Linked DNA regions of Mus musculus: all the other regions are linked to region 2. A link is a loop called in an ENCODE intact Hi-C map of the cell type or tissue named here. Cell type or tissue: heart. All regions are shown on one strand.

Region 1 (2,500 bases), 99 kb after region 2:
TAGCCTAGCCTAGCAGCCTAGCCCATAGCCTAGCCTAGCCTTTCTTCCAGGTCCTGAGTCCCCTAGGTACCAGAACTTCTACAAAGGTGGGTAGCTCTGGGGGAGAGGGGGGAATGGGCCACAGCTGGGAGCTTAGCTTGTCTTACATCTTCTCTCTGGCCTCTTCCAGGAAGTAACCAGGAGCCTGATGCTGCCTATGTGTGAGTGGCCCTTGACGGACCCTGCCCATCCCCATTCCAGGGTCTCTCCCCAACTCCTTTATGAGGCATTAAGTGAAGACTGCTTCTGAGCAGCCTTTCAATCTGGTGACCATGGCCTTGTGTGACTCTGATTGAAAAACTGAGTATCTGGTAGGGGGTAGCCACCCATCCTGGCCATTTGGAGAAGGGTAGGTCACCAAACACACATGATGGCACTTAACTGTCATTTCAGCACTCAGGAGGCTGAGGCAGGGGGATCACAGCCAGTGTGGGCTACAGATCAAGATGTGGCTCCCTCCCTCCAGGAAGGGGCTGGGGCTGGGATCCAGAGTGCTTGCCTAGGATGCATTAAGTCCTGTGGTGCATTGCCAGCCAGCCCTGCATAAACCTGGCGTGCTGGCACATGCCAGTCATCCCCGCACTTGGGGAGGAGGGCAGGAGTTCGAGGTCAGCCTGAACTGAAGAGTGAGTTTGAGGTCAGCCTGAGCTACAGAGATACTGTTTCTATAAGGTAGGGGGAGGTGGTGGAGAGCTCATCCCATAAAGCCTGACATCTCTAGCCCGATAGCAGCCACATGGCTGATGCAGAGAACTGACTCCCACGAGTTCACTTCTGACATCCACGTGTGCTGTGACACCCTTGTGCATGTGTGACCATGCACATACATGCACATGATGTATACGAAAATGTAAATTTATAAAGAGAAAAGGAAGGAGAGATATGGAAGGAGAGATATACATAGATGGCATATACATGCATACACACATACATACATTCAGAGAGAGAGAGAGAGAGAGAGAGAGAGAGAGAGAGAGGCATGTAGTGGTATAGGTCTGCCTCCCCCCCAGCCATCCCAGCACTTGGGAGGCAGAAAGATCTGGTTCTGGTTCAAATCCACCTCCCTCCCCCAAAAGAAGTGACCCCTAGCAGTGTCTCCTTGTGTCACAAATAGGGAAAACTGTGGCCCGGGTGGGGACTTGAAGGTGTCCTAGCCAAGCTGACAGCCCTTTAGGCCCAGGGTAGTCAGGGGCTCTGAGAAGCATCTCTAGTGGACTGGAGGAGACATTCTGTCGTGGCTTCTCCTGACAGATCTGCCCAGCAACCTGCACTCTGTTCTGTTTTTGCCCAGAGACCCCATCCCTACAAACTACTACAACTGGGGATGTTTCCAGAAGCCCTCAGAAGGTAAGGGGGAGGTCAGGGTGGGGAAGATGTGAAGAGGAGGCAGCCCCTAGGTCTGCACGGGTGGGCAGAGCTGCTCAGAGATGGAGGGAGTCGTGCGTGCGTGCGTGCGTGCGTGCTCCAGGCCGAGGTGGGTGGGGCGGAAGGAAGCTGGTCAGCAGCACACACAGGGGACAGGGGATGGGGACAGAGTGGAGGGAGACAGGACAGGAAGCAGAGACGGAGCTGTGGGTGGGAGCATCTGAGGAGATGGGCACCTGATGACAGATAAGCCACGTGTGCTGGAGGATGCTGGAGCCTCTGGTCATGAGCACTTCTGGTTCATGGAGATGAGCTCTGTGTGTGTGTGTGTGTGTGTATACTAAGAGGTCCACTTTATCCTCCTCTCCTTTTTTTTTTTTTTGAGACAGGGTTTCTCTGTGTAGCCCTGGCTGTCCTGGAACTCACTTTATAGACCAGGTTGGCCTCGAACTCAGAAATCTGCCTGCCTCTGCCTCCCAAGTGCTGGGATTAAAGGCATGCGCCACCACCACATGGCTTTTTTTTTTTTTAAACATCTTTTAAGAATTCTTTACTTATTGTGCGGGTGTGGAAACACACATGTGGCAGCCTTGGGATGACCTGTGGGAGTCAGTGCTCCCCTTTAACCACGAGGGGCCTGGAGCACCTGACCTTTGTTCTTGTTTTGTAAGAATGGGTCTCCTGCTGGGAGGCAGAGGCAGGAGGATCTCTGTGAGTTTGAGGCCAGCCTGGTCTACAAAGTGGGTTTCAGGAAAGTTAGGGTTGTTACACAGAGAAACCCTGTCTTGAAAAACAAACAAAACAACCCAACAACAAACAAAGAATTTAGCCCCTGAGGTAGGACACCCAAAGTTGTCTCCTGGCCTCTACCTGTACACCTATACCCGCAGTCAGCATACACACAAACAACAACAACTGGCCTAAGGGGCTCAGTAGTTAAGAGCACCTACTGCTCTTCCATAGGCCATGAGTTCAATTCCCAGCAACCATATGGCAGCTCACAGCTGTCTATAATAGGATCCAGAACTATCTTTTTTGTGTGTAGTATGCAGATATACATGTAGACAAAACTTATATACATAAAATGCATAAATAA
Region 2 (2,500 bases):
AATCAGGGACTCCTGCTACCCAGGTCCAGGACTGGCCCGTTCCTATATCACATGTCCTGCTCCAATCAGGGAGGAACATGGCAGGCTCCCAGAAGTGGGCGTACTGATAATACCTTTTCTCCTTCTTTCCCCATAGGTGGTGGTGCTGGGGGCCTGGGAGTTGGTGGTGAGTCTTCAGTAAAAAGACATCTCATAAACTAGCCTTGTTGGTAGAAGGAATCTTAGCACTATTGGGGGGTGGGGGGGGTATGGAGTCTGAAGCAGAAGGATCAAAGTTCAAGACTAGCCTGGACTATGGAGAGCATTCCAAACAACTTAGTCAACTCAGCAAAACTCTGTCTCAAAGTCTTTTATAAACATTTTTTTAAAAGGGCTGATGATGTAACTCAGCAGTAAAGCAATTACTTAGAAACCCCTAGTGAGGGGCTGGGAGTGTGAATTGGTGATAGGTTACCTGTCTAGAATCCTCCAATCAGTGGCTCAGCAATAAATCTCTTACTTAGAATCTTTCTGATACATTACAGGCGTGATTCAGTGATAGAACCCCTGCCTGGAATCCCCCAGGGAGAGGCTGGGGGGGTGGCTCACTGGTAGAGCACCTGCCTAGAATCCCCCAGGTAGGATCCAGGAGTGTCACTCAGGAACAGAGCTCTTGTCTAGAATGCACTAGGTCAAGGTTCCGTCCCAATACTACAGAGCTTGACTCTGGGAAGAAAGGTGTTAGCAAGACCAGAGGTAGGTGGGCTGATTGGCAGGAAGGTCTTAGGAGCCTACAAAAACAGGGTGGAGTTGGCACAAGATGGGGATGCTGGTAGAGATAGGGGAACCCAGTATCCTCCCCACCTCATCCTTTCCCAACACCCCCATACACAGGAAAACCCCCGAAGCCCTATGGAGGAGCCCTTGGAGCCCTGGGATACCAAGGTAAGTAGAGACTCTGTCCCTAGGGAAGGAAGACACAGAGTCAGAGGTCAATGCATATATTCATAGATGGGAGCAGGTCTAGGACCCTCCATGCTTACCCTTGGTGTAGCCTGAACATTCTTGCCCATGCCCCTCTCTGCACAGAGGAGTCTGGGACTTGAAAGAGACAATGAAAGAGAGTGGGAAGGACTTCCAGGACAGACCACCAGGTGGCACTAACAGGCCACATCTGGGAGAAACTACATGAGGGCTAGACACCAGCCTGTGCTACCTCCCTACCCCAGGCTATCTATCCCCAGGTTTGCTAAACAGGTCTTCTCAGAATTCAGCAGGCTGTGGCAGAAGCATTGGCCAGCCTGAACTCTATAGGAAACAGTGTCAACAACAACCCCAACCAGAGAGAGAGAGAGAGAGAGAGAGAGAGAGAGAGAGAGAGAGAGAGAGAGAGAATGAATGAGAGCGAGCAAGCAATGAGAATATAGCTCTAGGTTTCATCCCTAGCATAGTATAAAACCAAGCAAGGTGGTGTATGCCTATAATCTCAGGATGGAAGGAAGGGAGGGAGGGAGGAAGGAAGGAAGGAAGGAAGGAAGGAAGGAAGGAAGGAAGGAAGGACAGACTAGCTTCTTTTAGATTTTTCCTGGGATGGAAGCAGACAGAGGGACCAAGCTGACCATCACTTGTCTGTGACCTGTCCCAACCCAGGTGGGGGCTGCTTTGGGAAATCCTGTGGCCGGAAGAGAAAGTGATCTTCTGGGGACCCCTGACTCGCGACCTCATCAACGTTGGTGCTACTGCTTGGTGGAGAATGTAAACCTTCTATGACCACCCCCTCCTCCATCCCCCTGACCCCCACCTGGGAGGGGACAACAGGCCAGTGGCCTTGGAAACCCACAGGACAAGGAAATCAGACAGCAGCAGCCATGCAGCCCTAACCAGAAACTCCCCCCACCCTATATCAGAGGCCAGGGCGGGTGTCCCATCTCTTCCCACCCAGGAGCTCCCCCCCACAGTCTCCATCTCCAAGGGAAATTGGTGCTACATGTTGGTGCTTCTTCTTTGTGGGGGGAGGGAGGAGGGAAGGGTATCCCAGGGGGGATTGCCCCCTTCCCTGAAGCCCCTCTATTAAGATGGTGCACACCTTTGTTGGGCAGTCCCACCTCCCCCTGCCCACCAGGAGCCATTCCTGGCTGCATCCCATTGGTACCCAAATACCGGAAGCCTTGACGATGGATTTGGTGACATGATCCCTCTCTCTTTGGTTCCCCTGTCCCTGCCTCCTGTTACCTAAAGCTACTTCCCACATCTGGGACACCCTGGAGTCAGATGGCTCCTCACACTGGGAATAGCTCCCTTGTTCTTATGGAATCCACCTGCCATCCACCCATCCACCTACTCATCCATCCATCCATCCATCCATCCATCCGTCCATCTTGACTGCCTAGTACCACTAAGCTGGCTGGGCATACCCACTATCAACCTGGTTCACCTGTCATGGCAGCCTGTCCCCGTCCCCACCACACACCCCGATCCTGGCCTAGGGTGCAAAGGGTTGTGTGGGCTGGTTGTCCCCACA
Region 3 (2,500 bases), 87 kb after region 2:
GGTATCCATGTGTGCTACTTAGGGCTGGCAAATGCTGAAGGAAGGAACTGGAGTTGGTGTCCTGTGGGTGCTTGGGATCAAACCCAAGACCTCTGCAAGAGCCGCCAATGCTCCATTTCATTGAGTGGTCTCGCTGGCCCAGAGATTGAGTGTGCTTGAGCTTTTTGCCTGATAAACATGTAATGCCCCCTGTGCATGGTCTGCCCATGGAGTAGTCGGGCATTTGATCTCCCAGAGCTAGAATTAACAGCTCTCAGGTGGGTATATAGCACTTGAACCCCAGATTGTCTTCAAGAGCAGCAGCAGTATTCTTATGAAGGTGACCCACAAAATTGAAGACAGGACAGTGAAATGGCTTAGTCGGTTAAGGAGACTTGCTGCATGCCTAACAGACAGTTTACTCCTCAGAAAGTAGTGGACTTTCACAAGTTTCTCACAAGGAAAACAGCCAATGCATCTTCAGCTCTCAAACATCGGATAACTCGTAAAAGCAGATGCTTACTGTGATGGGTGGCTGTAGTGTTCCGTTGGACCCTAGTTAGTCTGAATTCCCTGGGAGATGCACTAAGTGATTAGCAGAGCAGTGGCTATCCCAGCGTGTCCCTCTGAAGGGAGTCAGACTACCACCAAGGGCCCTTGGGATTGGTAGAAGTCTCATATCATTCTATTGAAATTAAGAATAAACTCACTACTGAAGCTGTGTGAGTCTTTTAATCCCAGTGCTCAGGAGGCAGAGGCAGGCAGATCTCTGGGATCAAAGGCAGCCTGGCCTACATAGAAGCCCTGTCTCAGAACGACAGACCATGGTTCAGGGCTTGGAAATCTGGCTCATCTGTTAAAAAGCGTTTGCTGACCTTCCAGCTACCTCCATAGTAGCTCACAGCAGTATAACTTCTAGGGGTCTGATGCCCTCTGGCCACCAAGAACCAGGCACACAAGTGTTGCACAGACATACATGCTTTCAAGACACTTGGAGTGCTTCAGTAATTCTAGCTATTCCAGGGACTGAGACAGGAGGTCTGCAAGTTCAAGGCCCATCCTGGACTACATAGCCAAGAGGCCGTCTAAAAATGAAAAATTAGAACACTACAGGGGTGTGCCTCCATATCTAGCTGTGCTGTGTTAGAAATGGAACCCAAGCGAGCACCAACTGAACAACATCCCAGTTTTGGTGTTGGTAGGTTGTGTGTGTGTGGGGGGGGGGGGGGTATCTCTAAAAAGGAATCCAGAAGCAGGCACGGGGCTGAGGTTACAAGTGACTGTGCCAGGGATCCAAGATGAATGGGTCCCTCCAGAACTGAGTGAAGTTGGACTACTGTGAGCTACTGTGTAGGTGCAAGTGGGAAAGAGGCCAACCATGATCCTCTTAGGGGTTCTCTGCCTCCCCACCTGACCCCGTGGGGAAAAAAAAGTCTGATGAACTGAATGCATCCGCACTACCTGTGGTCAGCACAGATTTCAATGGTCAACTGAGTCTCCTGGTGATCGTCCCCATGCCTGTGCTACTTTGCTTCACCACAGGGTGGCAGCAGCAGGCTTGGGGCACAGACTGGGGAAGAAACACCCAGGCTAGCACTAAACTCACAGCAGATTGCCTCCTGCCTATGTCCTTCCTCCCCACTACAGGCAGTGATACCCCCAACTGAGAAATGGCCTTGGCTGGGGGTGGAGGGGGTGCTCAGTTATTAGTGTTCTCAAAAGCCTGAGGAACCCGAGCTTGGATCCCCAGCTCTCAATGAAGCTGGGCACAAACGACGTGTGCTCTTAGCTTTGGGGACATGGGAACATGGCTATCTGGAGCTTGCAGGACCAGCCAGCCTGGACTAACTCGGTGAGTCTCTGGAGTCTCTGGCCAGTGAAAGGGAACAGTCAAGGTGGAAGCTTGGTATGGTCCCAACACTTGGGAAGAAGCAGGAGGATCTGTGAGTTCCCAGGCCAGCCAGGACTATACAGTGAAACCCAAAACACAGAAAAATTACAACCAGGAGGTGGCAAGATGGCTCAGTGGTAGAGGTAGTTTCCAGCACGCCTTTTTTTTTTTTTTTTTTAACTGTTTACTCTTTATATTTATTTATTTATTATATGTAAGTACACTGTAGCTGTCTTCAGACACTCCAGAATAGGAAGTCAGATTTCATTACCGATGGTTGTGAGCCACCGTGGTTGCTGGGATTTGAACTCCGGACCTTTGGAAGAGCAGTCAGGTGGTCTTACCCACTGAGCCATCTCACCAGCCCTGCGCACGCCTTTAATCCCAGCACTTGGGAGGCAGAGGCAGGCAGATTTCTGAGTTCAAGGCCAGCCTGGTCTACAGAGTGAGTTCCAGGACAGCCAGGGCTACACAGAGAGAGAAACCCTGTCTCAAAACAAACAAAAAAGAACTAACGTACAAAGAAATAGATGTAATAAAGACAATTTGGGTTTTTTTGTTTGGTTGGTTTGGATTGGTTTTTCGAGACAGGGTTTCTCTGTATAGTCCTAGCTGTCCTGGAACTCACCA
Region 4 (2,500 bases), 330 kb after region 2:
TGACACAAGTGATTATCTAAGCTGATGTCACTGCTGGGTGCTTCTGCTCCTGTCCCTCTGGGGTCCAGGAAGTATGGCTAGACCTCCAGCCTCGGTAGGAACCCAGTATATAAGTCAGCCAATCCCCCTACAGCCCCCATGGCTCTCCCTGGCCTCCAAACGCACTCGTTTTGGGGACAGCGTCCTGATATGTATCCCAGACTGGCCTCAAATTTGTGGCCTTTCTGCCTCAGCTTCCAGAGCGTTGAAGTTACAGTAGTGGGCCACCACTCTGGGATCGGTTACCTTCTCCCAGGAGGAAACATAGACTCAAGAGAGTTGAAGGAAATTTCTCGAAGTCACAGAGCATTTGCCTAGCCTGGCTGAGATTTGAAAGGAAAAGACTTCCCTACTTGCAGGAGCTAAGTTGTACCTTAATGTGCTAAATCTGATTCTGCTGAGTGTCTCTCTGTCGCCCCCTCCTGACCACTAGGTGCAATGACATGGGTCCTATGGTCCTATCTGTAACCTCCCTTTTTTACAAATTCCCAGTTTAAACTGGTTTATTTACTTGATGGATAGGGTTTGATATTAGGATTTTTTACTTATGTTCGTTATGTTTTTTCTAGACAGGGTTTTTCTGTGTAACCCTGGCTTTCTTGGAACTTGTTCTGTTTACCAGGCTGGTCTTGAACTTATAGAGATCTGCTTGTCTCTGGCTCCAGAGTACTAGGATTAAAGTCATGAGCCACTAGCATCTGGTTTTAGAATTTTGAGTGAGTGTGTGCGTGAGTGGGGGGAGTGTGCCTCTGTGTGTGTGTATGTGTGTGTGTGTGTGTGTGTTTATGTACAGAGGCCAGAGAGCAACCCTAGATGTTGGTCCTGTGGAGCTGCCCTATTAAATGTATTATTATTTTTATTTTATTTTATTTTTTTAAAGATAGTATCTCTCACTGGCCTGAAGCTAGGCTGACCAACTAGTCCCAGGCATCCTTCTGTATCTGCCTCTCTGGTGATGGGATTACAATTTCACACTATCGTTCATAACTTTTAATCGAGGGGGTGGGGGAGAGGTAGGGAAAAGAATTGTTTGTGAGTGCAATTCCTTTAGAGACCAGAAGATGTCACCAGATCCCCTGCTGCTGGAGTTTCAGTTTTGAGCTGCCTGGCACAGGCCCTGAGAACTGAACTCAGGTCCTCTCAAAGAACAGTGAGCATTCTAAACCACTGAGCCATCTCTCCAGCCCTAAGCCTTGCTTTAAAAAAAAAAAAAGAATTACTACATAGTGTGTGTATGTGTGTGTGTGTGTGTATGTATACACCCAGGTCTTCAACCTTAGAGGCAGGAAGGTGTTTTTACCATCTGAGCTACTTGGCTGGCTTCAGGCCCTGCTTTTACAGAGGATGTGGGGCTCAGATCTTATGTTTCCAAGCTAAACACTTTACCCACTCAGCTTTTGTCTGTTGTGGTTATTGCTGCTGTGTTTTGGGGGGGGGGGGATTCTTTATCTGTTTGTTTCACCTGCACGTGTTTATGCGCACCATGTGTGCCTGGTGTCTGTGGAGGCCAGAGAACTAGAGATGTAGGTGGTTGTAAGCCACAATGAATGCTGGGAACCGAACCTTGTTCTTTTGCAAGAGCAACCATCGCTCTTGAACCACTGAGCCATCTCTCTACCCCCACCCCAAGCCCAGTTTCTTCTTTTTTAAAAAAATATTTATTTATCTATTTATGTATTTAATGTATTCGAGTACACTGTGGCTGTCTTCAGACACACCAGAAGAGGGCATCAGATCCCATTACAGATGATTAGAGCCACCATGTGGTTGCTGAGAATTGAACTCAGGGGCTCTGGAAAAACAGTCGGTACTCTTAACCTCTGAGCCCTTAATCTCTCCAGTCCCCCAGTTTCTTCCTTGAAAAAGAAAAAGGTTCTTTTTTGTGAAGTAGACCAGGCCAACCTGGAACTTGGTGGAGTTTAGCTGAGAATCATCTGGTTTTTTGTTTTTGGTTTGTTTTTGGTTTTTGGTTTGGTTTGGTTTGGTTTTTCGAGACAGGGTTTCTCTGTGTAGCCCTGGCTGTCCTAGAACTCACTTTGTAGACCAGGCTGGCCTCGAACTCAGAAATGTGCCTTCCTCTGCATCCCGAATGCTGGGACTAAAGGTGTGCGCCACCACGCCCGGCTGCTGAGAATCATCTTAAATTTAGGATCCCTTGTCTCCACCTCCTGGCGCTGGGATTTCGGATGTGTGTTATCTTCTGTCAAACTAGTCCACTCTTGTCTGAGGGTTTCTGTTGCTCTGATAAACACTATGATCAAAACCACCTTAGAGCAGGAAGGGGTTGTTTCAGCTTTTAATTCCTAGGTCACACTCCATCACTGAAGGAAGACAGGGCAGGAACCTGGAGGAACACTGGTTACTGCCCTTACAACCCCTACACACACACCCGCCCTGCTGGCTCAGCCTGCTTTTGAATACACCTCACAACTACCTGCTGGGCATGGCTCCACCCACAGTG

Evidence for each region. Hi-C counts contacts between places; a loop is a spot of excess contacts. Peaks named below come from ENCODE experiments on the same cell type or tissue, not always from the same donor. Only the 100,000 strongest peaks of a DNase experiment are listed, where the experiment ranks them.
Region 1: a loop joins it to region 2, with 2.1 times the contacts of the local background. A loop is called at or near these places in 6 of 42 quality-filtered maps.
Region 3: it touches region 2 in a loop (2.4-fold over the local background); 6 of 42 quality-filtered maps call a loop at or near these places.
Region 4: it touches region 2 in a loop (2.0-fold over the local background); 5 of 42 quality-filtered maps call a loop at or near these places.

What each region holds. Positions count from the first base shown.
Region 1 is chr5:134,603,632-134,606,131 of GRCm38, reverse strand. It overlaps Lat2 (linker for activation of T cells family, member 2), which reads left to right. Exons shown (of 13, transcript NM_020044.3): 7 at 51-86; 8 at 170-200; 9 at 1,331-1,386. Among named protein-coding and RNA genes, the nearest start is that of Lat2, 10 kb to the left of the region's middle. In heart, no CTCF peak of the experiment used is centred here; a DNase peak (open chromatin) is centred at 1,531.
Region 2 is chr5:134,702,954-134,705,453 of GRCm38, reverse strand. It overlaps Eln (elastin), which reads left to right. Exons shown (of 37, transcript NM_007925.4): 35 at 137-166; 36 at 874-924; 37 at 1,630-2,500. The coding sequence ends at 1,673. Among named protein-coding and RNA genes, the nearest start is that of Limk1, 16 kb to the right of the region's middle. In heart, a CTCF peak has its summit at 1,126 (motif pointing right); a DNase peak (open chromatin) is centred at 1,011; H3K27me3 peaks cover 1,262 bases.
Region 3 is chr5:134,616,254-134,618,753 of GRCm38, reverse strand. It overlaps a transcript of Lat2 not described here. Among named protein-coding and RNA genes, the nearest start is that of Lat2, 2.5 kb to the right of the region's middle. In heart, a CTCF peak has its summit at 1,515 (motif pointing right); a DNase peak (open chromatin) is centred at 1,523.
Region 4 is chr5:134,372,068-134,374,567 of GRCm38, reverse strand. The region is part of intron 22 of Gtf2ird1 (general transcription factor II I repeat domain-containing 1); the gene reads left to right. Among named protein-coding and RNA genes, the nearest start is that of Gm46925, 25 kb to the right of the region's middle. In heart, a CTCF peak has its summit at 1,119 (motif pointing right); a DNase peak (open chromatin) is centred at 427; H3K27ac peaks cover 359 bases.